Regions from separate parts of the Homo sapiens genome. Here all the other regions are linked to region 2. Evidence: chromatin loops called from intact Hi-C (ENCODE). Cell type or tissue: gastrocnemius medialis. All regions are shown on one strand. Region 1 has its middle 17 kb from the start of LINC02273. Region 2 has its middle 62 kb from the start of LINC02273. Region 3 overlaps LINC03074 (long intergenic non-protein coding RNA 3074).

The links. A loop is a pair of places that touch in the nucleus more often than their neighbours do. Peaks named below come from ENCODE experiments on the same cell type or tissue, not always from the same donor. Only the 100,000 strongest peaks of a DNase experiment are listed, where the experiment ranks them.
Region 1: it touches region 2 in a loop (5-fold over the local background); 4 of 110 quality-filtered maps call a loop at or near these places.
Region 3: it touches region 2 in a loop (3-fold over the local background); 6 of 110 quality-filtered maps call a loop at or near these places.

What each region holds. Positions count from the first base shown.
Region 1 is chr4:152,116,192-152,118,691 of GRCh38, reverse strand. No RefSeq gene overlaps it. Among named protein-coding and RNA genes, the nearest start is that of LINC02273, 17 kb to the right of the region's middle. In gastrocnemius medialis, no CTCF peak of the experiment used is centred here; DNase peaks (open chromatin) are centred at 1,051 and 1,451; H3K4me3 peaks cover 250 bases; H3K27ac peaks cover 2,500 bases.
Region 2 is chr4:152,037,277-152,039,776 of GRCh38, reverse strand. No RefSeq gene overlaps it. Among named protein-coding and RNA genes, the nearest start is that of LINC02273, 62 kb to the left of the region's middle. In gastrocnemius medialis, no CTCF peak of the experiment used is centred here; DNase peaks (open chromatin) are centred at 476 and 1,376; H3K27ac peaks cover 2,190 bases.
Region 3 is chr4:151,960,972-151,963,471 of GRCh38, reverse strand. The region is part of intron 1 of LINC03074 (long intergenic non-protein coding RNA 3074); the gene reads right to left. Among named protein-coding and RNA genes, the nearest start is that of LINC03074, 6.2 kb to the right of the region's middle. In gastrocnemius medialis, no CTCF peak of the experiment used is centred here; a DNase peak (open chromatin) is centred at 1,085; H3K27ac peaks cover 2,054 bases.

The DNA.
Region 1 (2,500 bases), 79 kb before region 2:
AAGGTAGCAATGAGAAGGAGGGATTGAAAAGAAGGGAGAGTCACAGCTGAAAAACAGAATCTGGTGCCTCTGTGCTCCATAATGTCTCACCTTTCCTTTCCAGAAGCCCCCAAGCTCTGGCTTAGCTAAAATTATTTTGATTCATTTGGCCACCCCTCAAGATATTCAGCCAGGACACTTTGATTGGACAAAAGGGAAATGGGTTATTTAAGTGGCCCGAACTTCAGGAACAAGATATGTGTTTATACCTATTCTGTTGCTCCATTTCGGCTCCATCGGATGATAGAGAGGAAAGACTTCCTGGGCTCTCTATAGCAGAAACCTGTTGGCAAGGCAAAGACCACCTGGCCCCTGGCCAAGCCCAGCAGAGATGCTGCTTGAGAGAGACAAGTCAGCGAGTATTTGTGCAGGCTCTGGTACCTGGAACAAAAATATGCCGAGCCGCAAATTATGGCTTTCAGATGTCACCACTGCCATCTGACATTGTGTTTTAGCTGTTCACATCTTCATTACTGTGCCGCAGCCTCCCATTAAGGCTGTTACTGTGTGTAAGACAGATTTATGTTATGTGGGTTTCTGTACACCCTGAGCAACAACACTCACAAGGGTTATCAGGCTGATTGCAAAAGCCCTATGGTGGAGATGCTCTGAGTCTATAGGTTGCTTTGTGGGGGCCCCTGTGTGCGTCTGTGTGTGTCTATGTGTGTGTGTACATCCCTCCTCCATGCCCCATCTTGTAACAGCTGAAAGGAATCAGCCTCCATGCTACAGGAACTTCTTCTTTGTATGGTTTTCTCATCTCCCTTTGCTCCCTTACGGCCCCCCTCCTGGCCCATGTGCCAGATCCTTCCTCCCCCTTCTCTCTTGCTCCTCTTTGAGGTGGTAACAGACCAACACAGCAATGCCCTTGTGACTCCCTTTTCATTTTCTCAGCCTCACTCAGATTAATGGAACAGAAACATGTGCTTGCATCTGATGCCAGTAATCATATCCTGAGTGACCACAGAGAGGGAGATTAAGCAAAGGTACTGGCCCGGTCCCGGGGGATACGGTTACAGGAAGAAAGTGTTTCTTGACAGCAGCCGCTCTGGCTCCCTCTCGCTTGCCCTCCTCCTTTCCTAGCTAGGCTCATTAAGTCCCTTGAATATTTTCCATAAGATTAGTTAAAATCTATCCAGCAACGGTCCAAGTCACTCAAGAACTGGGTTTTGATCTACATTCTGATCTTCACCCATGGATGTGAACAGAACATATTTCCATATTCTTTACTTTGATTTAGTCCCTGTGATTATATATTTTGGATGTGTATTTTTTCAAACAGTGAAAGGTAAACAAGTGTATGGTTATCTAACCTGATGACTTAATTCAGCAAGTATCAACCGTGAGCAAATGACTCCTTTAGTAGGACAACATCCCTGACCCAGAGGCAGGGCAATGAGGCACATACTCAAATACTGCAACATGAGATTCAGTGTGATGAGTGTGCAGGGATAAACTGAGTGAAGCCAGGGAGCACGGAATGGAAAGCACTCCTGGCTGGGGAAACTCTGGGAGGCATCCTGGAAGAAGTGGCATTTGAGATGACCCTAAAGGGAAAGGTAAGATTTTGGTAGACGTAAATAAAAAGAAAGGCATTACCTGAGAAAGGTCCAGCTTGAGTAAAAGCCTGGAGATGGGAAGACAGAGTGTTTCAAGATGAGTGGGAATTTGAGGTAAACTGCAGAAATGTGTACCTAGAGGGAAGGTGATGGAAAGTGGACTGGGAGAGCCTTGAATTATGATGGGTGTAAAGCCAGGCTTAGGACTTATTATCAGCAGTGGGAACCATTGCAGGTTTTAGGGCAGGGAGACAAAATAGTGCCTTCCTGATGGAACTTGAAGAGTGTCCTCAAAGAAGCACAGAATATAGATTGTGGGGAAAGGGGTGTGGGAGGAGGACAGAGTAGAGATGGATCCGTTAGGAGGTTACTGCAATGGTCTGAAAAAGAGTAGAATATAAGCACTTGATGGGAATACAAAGATGGTGATATCGGAGAGATGTGGTAAAGAGAGAACTTGCAATTGGTTGGATCTTGGGGGTAAGGCCATTGGGTAAGCCAGAGATGACGCTAAGATTTGGAGAGTGAACACTGGAGGGTGGCGGGCTCTTGGGAGAGGAGGTTATAAAGGGAGGACAGAACTGGAGCAGAAAATGACCCATTCCGTTTGGGATATTTAGACATTCAGAAGAGGCACCCGAGACCTGATGCCCGACAGGGGTTGGAGCTCAGAGTTGGTGCTGACAAGAGAGGCTGGAAGTGAGGACCATCTGCATGGAGGTGTCAGGTGAGGCCCAGGGTAGGTGAGATAATGAAGGAGGCAGCACAGAGGGAGGGGTGCTAAGCTCAGATCCCTGGGTAGGCACACACATTAAAAAGAGAAAACAACGGGAGTTTCCTGCCACGGAAACCCAGAGAGGGGAGATTTCCTGTGGAATGCTGAACCGGCTGAGGATGAGGGA
Region 2 (2,500 bases):
GCTGCTGAACCCATTTGAAAAATGGAGATCTGAGAAGCACACAGACTGAACTGTGAGAAGCCCTTGGAAGGAAGGTGTCGGAACAAATGTCAAATGTTTATCTGGACTAAAAGATAAACTGATGTGCACAAGCCCTCAGGCCCTTGCAGGTTTCCTTCTTCATGGGCAAGGCTGTGGTTTCCATAGGTCATTTCCCTGCAGTGGTTATAGCTGCTTTTAGCATAAGCCAAGAATCACCGTCGTTGGAGGTGGAAGGGGGCCTTTGGGGTCACACTGTATAGTCTGACCATCTCACTTTGCAAATGAGGATCTCAAAAGATAAAGTGACATGAGAGATGAAATGACATGGCCTGGTATTCCACGTGCATTTTCTTGGAGGATGTTTATAAAAATCAAACCAGTCGTCAGATTGGAATGTAGGCTACGTAGCAGCAGCCACTAACATCAGCAAACTCGACGACGTTCCAGATACTCGTGAGCTTTCTACGTACATGATCTCATGTAGTCTTCACAATGACCTGACGAGATTGGAACTAATATAGCCTGTATTTTCCTAGATGAGGACATCTAGGCCTGGAGAGATTCAGTGGCCTAACCGAGGTCACACTGCTAGGAAATGAGAGAGCCACGTCTCAACCCAGCCCTGGTACCACATCCCATGGAAACCCTGCTCTGCTGCCTTCTAACAAGACAAGAGTAGGAAAATGGTCAAAGGAACCAGATGTCCCTCATGGGAATATTATTCTACAATTCAAAATCATTATAAAATCCATGTACGAATATGGTAAATGTTTATTACTTAGTGTTTAGTGAAAATGCAATACTCGATGCAAAAATATTCAGAAGAAAAATGAAAGAACACTTAAACACCAACAGTTGCTGACTAGTGTGGAAAGCTCTTTTTTCTTCTGATTTTTCCCTTTTTGAATTTTCTATAATGTGGTATAGGTCTTTTGTAGTGAACAAATAAATGTAATCATTTTTCTTTAAACAACTATCACTGTGCTCACAGAATCGATAAGAAAAAGACTAAAATGAATGGTAATATATTTTCCTTTCCTTGGCAATAAAAACTAATAAGTAATTGATTTGCACCAAGAGATAGAAGATCATTTTACAAAGTCCATACACAACACAAGTCCCTTTTCACGTTTCATCAGATGCAACAGAAACTAAAATTCCAAGAATTTAAGTTTTGAAGCTACCCTATTTTTGTGACTTGCGTAGCCTAGTCTATTAATAAAAGGAGATAACCTTGCTATGTTTACCAGCATAGTGACTAATCATTCTTTCCTTCTGTCTGTAGCTGAGTTCCAGCCAACATTAAGACTCATGGACACATTGGGTTGGAAGGTTGCTTACTGTTCACCTTCCACACACTCAGGCACAGAGAGGTGAAATCACTTGCTCAACGTCTTGTGAGTCTAAATATTTAAATGCTGAAAATAAACTCTCAGCTCCTCAAGGGCAAGACCCATTCTTTATGGTGCCAATCCCAGCACCCAGGGCAGAAGGCTTCCTTTACTAGATGAGTTAAAATCTTAGTGAGGGGCCAGGATGAAAAGTCCAGTTCAATACACAGAGGCGATGGAAGAAGTGGCTCACAGTCACTAAGCACTTCTTAAGTGCCAAGGACTATGCTGAATACCTTACAGGATTCACTTACAGGGGCTATTCACTAAATAATCCTGTGGTAGTGGTAATATTATTTCTGTGCTGAGAAAAATGTGCCAACCTGAGCCCCTTGCCCAAAGCCATAGAGCTAGCTGGTGATGGGGTCAAGATTTTAACCTAAATTTCAGAGCCAGTCCTTTTAGCCCGACTGGGACTCACAGCACCAACTCAAGCCCTTAGGCAGGTTTTCATTCCCAAAGAGTTCAGAAACTTGCCCGAAGGAAGAAGGGGAACTAGACTGAGTGCCAAATGTCTGTAGGCCTGAAACATGACCAACATATTTGTTGCAATTCAGTAAACCTTAAAATGACCACCTCATAAAAACCAATCCGTGCCTCTTCCACTCTTCTCCATACTCAAGCTTGCCTCCAAGTAAAATAAGTTGTATTAGCCTGTGGTCAACTTGCTCTTAGTTACTTAGGGTGGGCACTCATTTTTAATAGAACTTGTGTTCAAATGTAAACATGCTAACTCAGCATTCATTCAATGTACATATCTCAAGTTTCAGGCCTGTGCAAGGCATGAGGTAAGGATGTGGTAGCAAAGTTCTTTTTTAATATAGCATCTGACCTCAAGATTTTTTTTTTTTTTTTTGAAATGGAGTCTCACTCTGTTGTCTAGGCTGGAATGCAGTGGCACAATCTCAGCCTACTACAAACTCCACCTCCCAAGTTCAAGCGATTCTCCTGCCTCAGCCTCCCAAGTAGCTGGGATTACAGGCGTCCACCACCACACCCAGCTAATTTTTGTATTTTTAGTAGAGATGGGGTTTCACCATGTTGGTCAGGCTGGTCTTGAACTCCTGACCTCAGGTGATCCACCTGCC
Region 3 (2,500 bases), 76 kb after region 2:
CCTCCCTAGTTTAGTTCTGACTTCTTGAAGAAGTGACAAACTATACTTTAATAAGAGGAGAAAATAAAATCTAAATTATACTATATATATGAAGATATGCATAAACAAAAAAGTTAAAAATCAAAAAATAGATCAGCAAAAAATTAATAAGATAAAAATTTCATCTAATCCTATTATTCAGAGACAACCGTTGTTTCCATTTTGATATATACAAATAGTCTTTTCTCAAACAACCATATGTACGTGTTTTTAATAAAATAGGACAATACTATTTATAACTGTCTTTTTATCTCTTCTAAATAATACATTGAAGATATTTTCCATGTCAATCTTTTACATCATTTGAAGTGACTGCATCCAATTCCATTTTGTCAATGTTCATAGTTTATTCAACAACGATCTCATTGTTCTGATTTTCATCTCATTACAGATGCTCTAATGGTCACCTCTATGCCTAATATTTGCACTTGCCAACATAAACAAATAGCTCTAGGTGGAATTACTGTATCAAAGAGCATGCAAAATAGTGGGGACTTCTATACAAATCAACCACGTGGCTGAGATTTGGAATCTGATCTCCTGGAAATATTGAGAGTTTGAGGTAAGGGGAAAGATAAGAAAAGGAGGCTGTTTTGGAAGAATGGGAAGAACATGATTAATGAAGGAGGCCTGAAGGCATTCAGGTAAAGAAATCAGAGATTTGGAAGCTTCACTTATAAACCAAACATCCGGAGGAATGGGGTTCATAGAACACTTCAGAAATCTTAGTCTCCTCCCTGACTCAACTGAAAAACCACCTTTATAGATGGACGACACCTCAGCACTTCCCCATTTATCTCTTGGCATGTTTCCTCAGTGAAACATTTCTCAGATGAAAAACAGATTGCAACATCATGGTCTCAATAGAAAACACAGAGAGAGAGAGCGAGAGATTTTAAAAAGAGAGAGGATTTTAAAAAAAGGAAATTCAAAAGTCAGCATTGTTGATTTCATATAGCATTGCAAATTCCACCCCAACAAATCAAAGCTGCAGTAGGGTGTATACAACCACCATTCTCATGACCTTTGAAATTAGAGATGTGGGATGGCTGTTCTGGCATGTTTGTCTCCTTTGTGACTAGTCCAGTAAGGGTGTTGTCCCAGTTGTCTTAACATCTGATTGAAATAGAACCTTGGAATAAATATAGCAGACTGAGATTCTCCTTTCAGAACAGTTCACAAATACAACTGGGCTGAGGGAGGGACTTTGAGACTGTATCCAATGATGCCATTTTAACCACGGGTTGAGGAAATTAATAATAAAAACTAACATCCTTTGTCTTAGGTGGCCATAGAACATGTCCTCAATTCTGGACCCACATATCGCTTCAAGTCTGAATGACCCTGGAACCCAGAGCAAACATAAGGCACACCCACAAAAGAAGGAAGAGAAGGCAGAAGGAGACTAAGAATAGGAGAAAAGTAAAGAAAAGAGAAGGAGAGAAAAGAAAGAAGTGCAAATGGAAAGAAAGTAGAGAAACTGCTTCACTGCCATCAGTGGCATGAGAATAATGATTTGTTTATCCTGCTCTAAAGAATTCCTGTGCCAGAGGCCTTGAGATATTATAGTCTCTTCTCATCCATAAGAAAAAAAACATTTTCATACAGTTTGCAGTTTGCATAGCACTGGCCCTTAATACACACACACACACACACACATACACACACACACACACAGAGTACTTAAATGGTCTCCCAGAAACAAACAGAGTGAATGTCAAGTCCTTGATGAACTGGTCTGTGATAAGCCAAACATGGAAACGCAGAGGGAATGTACTTCTAGGAAGTCCAATCATTGGTACATTGTGTTGCCTTCAAGGGCGTGGTTCCAACACAACCTGAGTGCAGGATGTTTGATACCCATTCTTTTTGAGTGGGTTCTTTAGCAACAACTTCTCCTAAATGGTAAGCCCTACTTCTCAACACTGTCATCCAGGGTGGAGAGATGCTACAGCTGACAGCAGTGACTGGCAGGAGCCTGGAAAAGTACAATAATATTCTAAGTTGTCTTTAGTCTTATTTTTATTTAGGCTAATTTGCATGAGTGGTTTATGCCAAATGAGGATATTTTTCCTTCTCCTTGGAATAGCTTTATGTGAAAATATCACTCTTTTCAAAGTGCCCAAATATTACTGTGCTGAATAATGAGGCAGATGGAAAATAGGAAGGGTGGAGCAAGTTCAAAATGCTTTATGGTTGGCAGAATAGATGAGCTTTTCAGATTTCCAGCCTCCCTCTACTTTATTCATCTGACAGCACTGTCTGCTCCACCCTGCAAGGATGCAAGGACCAGAGAGGTTCCTGGCTCTCAGCTTCCAGAGGAGCCACATCAACCTCTACAGCCTCCTACACACAACCTATTCAAAGGACATGTGGCAGCTGTCTGTCCCCGGGCTTAGTGTGACGCATTCTAAGGAGTGAACACGCCCAGGGAAAGCTTCCAGGCTGTGGGACATTGCTG